2 separate regions of the Homo sapiens genome follow, and region 1 is linked to region 2. A link is a loop called in an ENCODE intact Hi-C map of the cell type or tissue named here. Cell type or tissue: CD4-positive, alpha-beta T cell. All regions are shown on one strand. Each heading gives the region's core, and the rest is flanking DNA. Links, peaks and the distances in the headings are about the cores only.

Evidence for each region. A loop is a pair of places that touch in the nucleus more often than their neighbours do. Peaks named below come from ENCODE experiments on the same cell type or tissue, not always from the same donor. Only the 100,000 strongest peaks of a DNase experiment are listed, where the experiment ranks them.
Region 1: it touches region 2 in a loop (2.5-fold over the local background); 41 of 110 quality-filtered maps call a loop at or near these places.

Annotation. Positions count from the first base shown.
Region 1 is chr9:122,462,779-122,468,153 of GRCh38, reverse strand. It overlaps a transcript of OR1J2 not described here. Among named protein-coding and RNA genes, the nearest start is that of OR1J1, 12 kb to the left of the region's middle. RefSeq lists a silencer at 2,862-2,911 and an enhancer at 3,903-4,404. In CD4-positive, alpha-beta T cell, for the core only: CTCF peaks have their summits at 2,774 and 2,979 (motif pointing left); DNase peaks (open chromatin) are centred at 2,953 and 4,233; H3K4me3 peaks cover 1,381 bases; H3K27ac peaks cover 658 bases; H3K27me3 peaks cover 602 bases.
Region 2 is chr9:122,097,455-122,102,829 of GRCh38, reverse strand. No RefSeq gene overlaps it. Among named protein-coding and RNA genes, the nearest start is that of TTLL11, 6.8 kb to the right of the region's middle. In CD4-positive, alpha-beta T cell, for the core only: CTCF peaks have their summits at 3,146 and 3,354 (motif pointing left); a DNase peak (open chromatin) is centred at 3,339.

The DNA of each region.
Region 1 (5,375 bases), core at 200-5,199, 370 kb before region 2:
ACACTGTCTTTTTCACAGGCTGCCTGTGAAGGACAGCAAAGAAGGAAGTCATCTACATATTGTAGTAAACAAGAGCCTTGGAGAAAAATTACATCCTCTAAGTCTGCCTTTAACATTTGAGAAAATAGGAAAAACTTTCAGTAAACCCCTGAGGCATTAATGTCCAGGTGAACTGTTGGCCTTCCCAGGTGAAGGCAAGAAGATATTGGTTGGCTTGATCCCCTGGAATAATGAATAATGTAATACACAGATCAGTGATGGTGAAGAATCTGCTATCAATGGGTATTGGATTTAATACAGTATGGGGATTTGGAACCACTGGGTGCTTTGTAATAATACTATGGTTTATAACTCAGAGAGAGTTCCTGAACAAACCTCCTCCCATGGTTGTTTGGTCTTTTAGTAGGTAGGATCAGGGTACTCCAAAGACTGGTACAGAGAATAATGAGACTGTTTTTTATATTCTTTTATAATAAGTTTAATACCTTGCAGTGCCATCTGGTTTAGTGGCTGTTTAATATTAAGCAAGGGTTTTAATAGGTTAATCTGGATTTTAATAAGAGGTACACTATGAATTTTGAAAATATCAGTGAATGATTTTGCCTTTAAAGAGACAGGTATTTGATTCAGCACTAAATGAGTGACATTATTTTTGTTTTCTGAACAGGGAATGACATAACAAATGACAGAATTGGGGGAGTCTGTTGAGTGAGGACAGTTTAGTTTATCAAATTCTAAAATTATTTCCCCCTCTTGGGAAAAAGAAATTTTAGCATGGTATTTTTCAAAAAAATCACATCCAAGGTGGTGGAGCGGGGCAGAATTAACAAGCAAAAGGTGTGGGTGTCTTGGAGAGAAGACCAAGATGGAAAGAAATGGGCTGTGAAACAAAAGTAGTCAGTGGCTTTTTGGAAACTCACCATTTGTAATCTTTTTATTACTCTGAGGCAGGGGCTGACTGAGGCTAGGGGGATTAAGGATGAAAAATATTGCTGTGGCATCAATGAGCACAGTTAAGACCACACTCCCAGCCGGATGTGGTGGCTCATGCCTGTAATCCCAGCACTTTGGGAGGCCAAGGCAGGTGGCTTATGAGGTCTGGAGTTCGAGACCAGTTGTTTGAAGCCCAACAAGGTGAAACCCCGTCTCTACTAAAAATACAAAAAAATTAGCTGGGCATGGTCGTGGGCACCTGTAATCCCAGCTACTCAGGAGGCTGAGCCAGGAGAATCGCTTGAACCCAGGAGGCAGAGGTTGCTGTGTGCCGAGATCGCACCACTGCACTCCAGCCTGGGAGATAAGAGAGAAACTCTGTCCCCCGCCAAAAAAAAAACACTCCTAATTTGAAGGATCATTTCACTCAGAAAATTAAGTGGGAGAAGTGGGAAAATCCCCCATAAGTCCTTGGAGCCCCTTCACTGAAAGTGGTCTCAGATGGGAGAAGAGATGGGGGAGTTGGGAATGAAATTCCCCCTTTCTCTTGCAGCAATCTCTCTTCCAGCCATCTGGAACGTTGGCACAGCCCAGGGAGTCTCTGCCTAGTGTTATGTCTGGGAGCCTCAGTTTGCTGTAATTGTAACATTACGAATGTTAGTGGTTTTTAGTACTGTCCTCAGGGGTGCAGGCAAGGTGATTTGCCAGATTAACCAAATCAGAAGTGGACATAGTTTTCCATTCCATGTGTACTCTTTTGACAAGCTGAGAAAGTTCTTGAGAAAGGCCATTTGCAAACTTAGAATTACAGCCTACTTGAGTAGATTCGGCATCCATAGGTAATCCAGAATTTTCTACAAATACAACCCGGAGCCAACTGTAATAGTCGTAATCTGGTTCATTAGGTTTTGGGTACAGTCTTGGATTTTATTCATCTCAGGTTTCAGGAAAAGCCTCAAGAATAGCCTCATGAAGTTTTGTTGTTTTTGTTTGTTTGTCTGCTTGCTTGCTCACTGTGCTTCAGGCTCTGTCATAGTCTTTTGGGGTATTCTTGCCTAAAGCCCTCTCAGGGTCACATCAAGGAGCCTGGGCCATTCAATATTGGGCCTGGCCTTCACAAAAAGTATATGAACCAACTGGCACAGGTAAGAAAAACCTGGATGATAAGTCGAAATTATAATACTGTGTTAATTTTATCAGCAAATTTGAAAGGTCTCCATGACCTTTGGGAATTCTGCGGCAATGGCTTAAAGTTCAGCCTTGCTCCAAGGAACAAAAGAAATTTAGGATTTAGAGGAATCATCAGTGAATTTAACTTTCAAGGGACAGGTTTTAACAGGACCAGGTTCAGGGGTAGTGGGAGCTGAGGAATCCAGAGGGAAAGGTAATTCACTCAAAGAAGAAATAGAGAGAAGGAACAGGGGAAAGAGAAGAGGAGGTCTCCTCCAACGAGGAACAAGTCTGGGATCCTCAAGCCTTGTCCTTCCTTAACTATTTGTTTGTCTCAGTTAATTTTGACATGGTATCTCATAAGGAGGCAATTGTAGAATCCTGAATGTACTTAGAAGCTTTGAGATACCAATTAAAGTATGTTTCCCATTCAGATTGCTTAATATTAGGACCACAGTCTTCTAATTTTGTTCTAACAAAACAAGTTTGGGGAGCTCAAATGCCCCCCAGTATGACCATTGAGGATCCAAATTAGTTTGGGTGTGCTATAGCTATTGATTTAAAATTGTACACAAGACAAAGGACCATAATTTTTAAAACATAGAGCCTGCAGGGGTCCCAGGAGGATTATAATTACGTGCTTTAGGATTTTGGGATCCCATTCTGCTTATTAATCTCTTGAGAGCAAAAGAAAAGCCCGAAGAGCAGAGCCCTGTCAGGGAATGATAGGCGTTTGGACTGGTGTTTTGTTTTACAGTGTGCCTGGCACCGGATTTTTGTTTTACTTGGCAAGCAATCTGCACTCTCATTGCCTGTCCCATGAGCAAGTTTTCCCCAGACGCGCAAAATTTTTCTTGAGACTGGCAGGCCCCCTAGTGGTAATTTGGCTGTTTGTGCACTAGTTTATCCTGACAAGAGATTTTTTTTCTTCGGATACTGACATCCCTCATAGAATGGTGGCAATTGCCCTAATGGCTTTTAAACGGCCAACTCGTGCCTACCTTTTGAGAAAGTAAATTTTTCTTTCAAAAGATGTTTAGAAATAGAGGAAGAAAAGAATCAAGCAGCAAATGAAAGTATAAGCATACACAAACAAGTCAGAACAAAACTGAAACCAAAAGTGCACTTACCAGGACCAGAAAGACAAACTGTCTTTCTAAAAGAAATAACTTTCCAAAAAAGACAAAAAGTCTTATATAGTCCCAAAAAGGATGCAAGGCATCTTAACCCAATCAGATCCTGAATAAGTCAATAGGGAGCTGCTACCAAAGGGAGGGAACGCAATCTGAGAGATGATTTACCTGGGCAGAAGAAAGATGATCCATGGAAGCTTAGATTGCCAAGGGCTCAATTGTGGTTACCTACCCAGTTCCTCACCCAGTTCCAAGAGTCACCAATCTTTTCCAAAGGTACTCTCACTTCAAGTGTACTTCCAATAGAGGGAAAATGGCGGATAGGAGGCAAAACTAACTTGCAGCCCCCACTAGGTCGGACAGAGTGGCATGTGTAGACACACACCATGAACTTTTGCTCTAAGAACTGCCACAAGAACATACCAGGAAAGCTGAAAGAATCCACAGACCCTTTGAGGGAGGTGGATTGCTGCTGCAGGCTCTGTGGGACAACTGAGGAACTGTGAGTTTGCTTGCTTTCTCAGCTGAGAGGCTTGGAGCCTGCAGAACATTCTCAGCCCTGCTCACCGGCTACCTAGAAATAAACTCGCTGCTGCTGGCGGGCGGTGGGGGCGGGGGAGCACCTTGGGAGTGAGACCAGCCTTTCAGGCTGTGGGCTGCATGGGATCTGGGTGAGACCTGTGACTGCCGGCTTTCCCCCACTTCCCTAGTGACCTGTGTGACACAGCAGAAGCAACCATAATTCCCCTGGGAACATAACTCCATTGGCCTGGGAACCACACTCCCAGCCCCCACAGCAGCCACAGCAAGCCTCACCAAAGGCGAGCCTGAGCTCAGACATGCCTAACCCTGCCCCTACCTGATGGTCTTTCTCTAGCTGACCTGGTAGCCAAAGACAAAGGACATAATCCCTTGAGAGCCCTATGGCCCCACCCCCTGCCTAATCTTCCCTATACTGATGTGCTGATGTGCTAATGTAGCTCATGTGCTCTTGAAAGCGCCACCTCCTGGCTGGAGGTCCACACAAAACCAGCACACTTAACAAAAATACAACCAAGGACCCTCACAGAGTCCACTTCACTCCCCTGCTACCTCCATTGGAGCAGGTGCTGGTTATCTGTGGCGGAGAGACCTGAAGAGGGATCACATCACAGGATTCTGCAGACACTCCCCTATACCAGCCCAGAGCCCAGTAGCTTCACTGGGTGGCTAGATTGAGAAGAGAAACAACAGTCACTGCAGTTTGGCTCTCAGGAGGCTCTATCTCAGGGGGAAAGGAGAGAGCACCACATCAAGGGAGCAACCCTGTGGGACAAAGGAATCTGAACAGCAGCCCTTGAGTTCCAAACTTCCCTCTGACATAGTCTACCCAAATGAGAAGGAACCAGAAAAACAGTGCTGGCAATATGACAAAACAAGGTTCTTTAACACCCCCAAAAGATCACACTAGCTCACCAGCAATGGATCCAAACCAAGGTGAAATCTCTGAAGTGCCAGAAAAAGAATTCAGAAGATCAGCTATTAAGCCAATCAGGGAGGCACCAGAGAAAGATGCAGTCCAACTTAAAGAAATCAAAAAAAGATACAGGATATGAATGGAAAAATCTCTAGTGAAATAGATAGCATAAATAAAAAATAATCATAACTTCTGAAAATGAAGGACACACTTAAGAGAAATGCAAAATGCACTGGAAATTCTCAGCAATACAATCAAATAAGTAGAAGAAAGAAAATCAGAGCTCAAAGACAAGGGTTTTGAATAAACCCACTCCTACAAAGACAAAGAAAAAAGAATTTAAAAAATGAACAAAGCCTCCAAGAAGTTTGGGGTTATGTTAAATAGCCAAAGCTAAGAATAATTGGTGTTCCCAAGACAGAAGAGAAATCTAAAAGTTTGGAAAATATATTTGAGAGAATAATTGAGGAAAAATTCCCCAGCTTTGCTAGAGATCTAGACATCTAAATACAAGAAGCTCAAAGAACACTGGGAAATGCATTGCAAAAAGATCATTGCCTTGGTACATAGTCATGAAGTTATCTAAGGTCAAGATGAAGGAAAGAATCTTAAGAGCTGCGAGGCAAAAGCATCATGTAATCTATAAAGGAAAACCTATCAGACAAACAGAGCAGATTTCTCAG
Region 2 (5,375 bases), core at 285-5,284:
CCTGCTTGTTTTTGTAAATAAAGTTTGGAACACAGCCATGCTAGCTCATTCATTTACATGGTGTCTGTAGCTGGTTTCTCATGATAATGGCAGACTTGGGTGGTTGTGACAGAACCTACAAAGCCTAAGATATTTATTATATAGTCCTTACAGAAAAAGTTTGCTGATTCCTGCTCTACACTACAGAGGCTTATAATCTTGCTGTGAAGGTTTGTTTATATCAAGTTCCCAATATACTGGAAGTGTTAAGCAAATGTAAGTTTCTTCCTTTCCTCCATCTTTCCCTCCCGCCACTCCTCTCTCTCTTCCTTTCTTTCCTAGGGCTCTTTCTCAGAGCAGACAAGATTAGGCCTCCATCTGCAGCTCCAATTTCTCCCTAAAGCTGTCTTCACCTCCCTCCGGCCTGCCCCTCCAGGTATGTCTGTCCACCAGGTGCCAGGTGTGGCTGCCCAAAGATACCTCTGTCTTCCATCAGCCTTCTCCAGGAGGCTTCCCAGGGCAGGGGCTCCACAGGAGGTGTTGCTAGTCTGGAGGTCTCCTAGTGACCATTCATCCCCCCAAGACAAGGGGGTGCTATCCTTGAGGCTGATGGCAGCTTCAAGCTAATCTCCCAGGGACAGGGATGCCCTGGAGGAAGAGGCCCAGGGGGAAGGAAGCCAGGATCACCTCCACTCATCCTCAGGATAATAACTAGAGGGGGCAGGCTCCCCAGTGCTTCCAGAGACCCTTTCATGAAGTTGTTGAGCCCCAGGGTACAGACCAGGGCTGTGGGACCCCAGACTTACTGCCATCTCCTAAGCTTCTTCCTTGGCAAAGTGAAAGCATTGGAAGGATGAGTCTTTTGGGGACAGTGAGGAGGGAGGAGGAGGAAACTGGGAGTCTCTGAAATTTGGCTGGTGAGAGGGGAGCCCAGTCCAAGCTCCTGGTGCCTGAGGAAAGGGCAATGCTGATGAGCCTGAGCAGCAGGAAGGGCCCCAGTTCCCTCCTATCTCGGTCCCCTTCCCACAGCCGCCCCCCACCACCTCTGGGCTGCTTAACTGCAGTAGACTCCTCACTGGTCTCCTCACCCCGATTCTGCCCCCAAGCCCTCTTCCAAGGTAGAATAAAGTTAGGGGTCAGGCTCTGGGCCCGGGTTGGCATATGAGCTCCAGAACTTCCAGCTGAGTGACTTTGGGCACCCACTTACTTTCCTTGTGCTGCTTCCTGATCTATAAAGTGGGAGACCACTGCTGTCTACCTCCTTAGTTGCTGTGAGCCATAAACTCAATAATCCACGTAAAGGGTTTAGGACAATAAATGTTAACTTACTTTTATTTCTCAACGTGCAGAGCTTTATTTCTGAAATAGAAATCTGACCAGTCAGTCCTCTGCTAAAAACCCTCCTAGGGACCCCTGAAGCTATGGGAAGGAGCTTGTTTTGTTTTTGTCACCAGGCTGGAGTGCAGTGGCACGATCTCTGTCACCCAGGCTGGAATGCAGTGGCACGATCTCCACTTACTGCAACCTCTGCCTTCTGGGTTCAAGCAAGTCTTATGCCTCAGTCTACTGAGTAGCTGCGACTACAGACATGTACCACCACGCTGGCTAATTTTTGTACTTTTAGTAGAGATGGGATTTCGCCATGTTGGCCAGGCTGGTCTCGAACTCCTGACCTCAAGTGATCTGCCTGTCTCGGCCTCCCAAAGTGCTGGGATTATAGGTGTGAGCCACTGTGCCGGCAGTGAAGGGGCTTGTTCTGACCCTGAGCTTGCCAGCCTCTGCATGTCTTTACCACACCCCTCCTGCCCACACCCAGCACCCCCTTACGTTCCCTAGTTCACCTGTCAGGGCCTTTCCCTGAGTGATCGGTTCTGCCAGGCGCCCTGCTCTTGTCCCTGTCCCCTCTTCTGGGACGTCCCTCCTTGACTTCCACGCACAGCATGGACACATGGGTGTGCAGAAGTGGAAAGGGGTACTCGGTGCACAGATATCATATGGCATTTTGCAAGCCATGAAGCAGGGCCCCACCCCAGTGGGCTGTTGGTCACTGTGGGTCCCACTGTCTGCTGTTGTGTTTGAAAATAGCCTCTGGCCTTATGCCTCTCCACCTAAGCACATAATGTATGACGTGGGTTCTTAAAACTTGGAATCAGTTAAAATGTATCTTATTTTAAACAAAACTAATCCATGCTATTAGAAGTCAGGAAAGCAATTACCCTAGGGTGGGGCTTCCAGGGTGCTGGGGATGTTCTGATTTTTGATCTGGGTGTTGGTTTCTTCGGTCTTTTCAGTTTATGAAAATCCATCGAAGTTTTCTGTGTGTATATTACCCTCCAATAAAAATGTCAAAACTGTTTTGTTTCGGTAATTTCCTCTTTCACCCCTATATCCCTTGACATACCTGTAGATACAGAACTGTAAAACCTAAGGCAACAATGCCCAGGCTAAATAATTCATAATCCAATTCCATAAGTGCCATTTACTCTGTGCTGGGCCCTGTGCTGGGGGCCCAGGGGACTGAATCAACCACAGCCCAGTCCTCCAGAAACTCCTGGTCTGTGGGGATGGGGAAATGCAGCCTAGCATGGGGTGGAGAGGTCATAAAAGCAGATCCAAGAGGAGGGGATGTCACTGCTTTCTAGAGAATCATAAAGCCAAGAGGGACATAGGGGCATAACAGAGATCAACAGGTTACTTGAGGGTTTGGTATATGCCGGCCGTTTCTGTTCTAAATGCTTTTCCATGTGGTGGCTAACTTAATCCTCAAAGTAACAGGAACACCGGGAGGTAGGTACTATCATTTTCACCTTTTCACAGTGAGGAAAGAATCACAGAAGAGCCAGGTAACCTATCTAAGTATAATCAGCCAGAAAGTGGGAGAGATAAGACTTGAACCCAGGCTGTCAGCTTCAGAACTCAACTCGTGCTCAGCCTCCAGGCTAAACTGTGCTGTGGGGAAAATAATGTTCAGTTAAATGCCCAAATACACAACGAGGCTCGACATACAGATGTGCTCCATGAACAATGGCTACTACTGACAATAAGAAAGAAACAACCTATTAGAGAAAAAGTTAACCTGAAACTGAACATGACGCCTTTTGCTCATTCATTAAGATCGGCCACGCCGCCTTCCGGGAACTGGATGCCCCCGGGAGCTCAGCCATACCCTAAGAAAAGGAGATTTTGTAGCTGGGCCTGAAGGATAAACTGAGCGGATTGGGTCAGGTGAGCTGTGAGGGAGGGTGCACCCAGCAGAGAGAGCAATAGTGGCAAAAGCCCAGAGGTGCAAAAATGTGTGTGTTTGCAAGCTTAGCTGGGCAGAGCTCGCGATTCAGAGGCGCTTCAGCCTTCTCCCTCTTAAAAACTGGACCTCGGGCGCCACCTGGTGGCGACCTCTGATACTAATAGGGCAGAAACAACCAGCTGGGGCAAAAGTTCCCCACACCCTTCTCTCCTGGACCATTTGTTCCTCCTGTCTCTTTCCCCACAAATGGATTTGCTGTAAAATGGACTTTTACAGCTGTTAACGTCAATTTAAAAATTTAAAAAGTCAATTGACTTTGACAGCTGTAAAAGTCCATTTTACAGCAAGTCCATCTGGGGGAAAGAGACAAGGTGTTGGGATGTGGATGGGATGGGAGTGGTGAAGACATGGTGAGGTCAGTGTCAAAACAAGCCCCTTCCCGGCCGATCGCAGTGTCTCACGCCTGTAATCCTAGCACTTTGGGAGGTCGAGATGGGTGGATCATTTGAGGTCAGGAGTTTGAGACCAACCTGGCCAACATGGCGAAGCCCTGTCTCTATTAAAAGTACAAAAATTAACCCGTGTGGTGGGGAGTGCCTGTAGTCCCAGCTACTCGGGAGACTGAAGCATGAGAATCGCTTGAACCCAGAAGGCAGAGGTTGCAGTAAGTGGAGATCGTGTCACTGCACTCCAGCCTAGGCAACAGGGTGAGACCCTGTCTCAAAAACAAAAACAAAACAAGCTCTTTCCCATATAGCTTCAGGGGTCCCCAGGAGGGTTTTAAACAGAGGACTGACATGGTCAGACTTCTATTAGAGAAAGAACACTCTGAGCATTGAGAAATAACAACTAAGGTAAAATTTTAATTTAAAAGTACATTGATTTTCCAGTTATTAAGGCAACGCGTGCTCATTGTAGAAAATGTGGAAATTATAGAAAAGAATAAAGAAGAAAATAAGTCACCCTTAATTCCATCACCCAGAATAACCACTACTAATATTTTGGCATATCTGCCTCCAGTGTTTTTCCCTGCATATAATTTTCACAGAGCTGAGGATTAAACTCGCTGGTGTTTAAATGTATGTTGAGTATTTTTGTGGACAAAGTCTTGGTGTGTGAATAAGTGTGGGTGTTGGGAGCTGGTGCTGGTGTCAGACCACTCTGAGTTTGAATCCTGTCTTTGCCTTTACTAGCTGTGACTTGGGCAAGCGCCTTCTCTTCTCGGAGTAGTAGCCATTTCCTTCACCATCTGTAAAATGTGATTAACAATGGGACCCATCCCAGAGCTGGTTTACAGATTAAATGACATGATGTATGCAAAATGCTTAGGACAGTGCCTGTCGCAGAGAGGTTACTCACCAGTAACAGATTACTACCTAAAGCTTTGTCTTTCCGACTCTTATCAGCAGTCTCTAGAAATGAGATTGATTTCAAGGTTCAAGGATATGAAGAGCCACAAGGTTGTTACGGTTTGCCAAAACTGAGTGGAAAATTTTAAGCAAGATCTCGTGTCTCCGGCACCACAGCTGTTCTCATTTGTCTCTATATTCTTCCAGGCCCTGTTTACGCAGAGCACTTTTTAAGCATTGTAATTGCAATGCTTGCACCAGTTCCCTTAATGTTACATCATCAACATTTTCCTAAGCGGCTGAAGCTGTCATTGACAGCGTTTGCTATCATTCACTTAACCATTTTTTAATTGTTGACTATCTGGGCAGTCTAATTTTTCATTCATTCATTCATTCATTCATTCATTCATTCATTCAACAGTTCCAGAATGCCTACTCTGTGCCAGGCACTGAACTAGGCACTAGGATATTGTGGTCAGCAAGAACAACACACCCTTTATATTCTGGCACCCAGACTCTGGCTGGCAAGACAGGCTATAACAAGTAAACAAACAAGTAACACTCCAACTGTAAACTATGGTGAGTGCTGGGAAGGAAAAGGAGAGAACTCCCGGAGAACTTTATTTTCACATTTGTGTATTTTTTGGAAGTAATCCTAGTCCTGAAATCTAACCTGCTTTTGCTTCTTAGCAGACACAGCTAAAGCTTTTCTTGAAGAAGTCTCATGTGGGTTTGGATTTTCCACTAACACATTTTAGAATTTCCTGAGAAGTCAAGGGTGCCATGGTATTCAAAGACCTGAC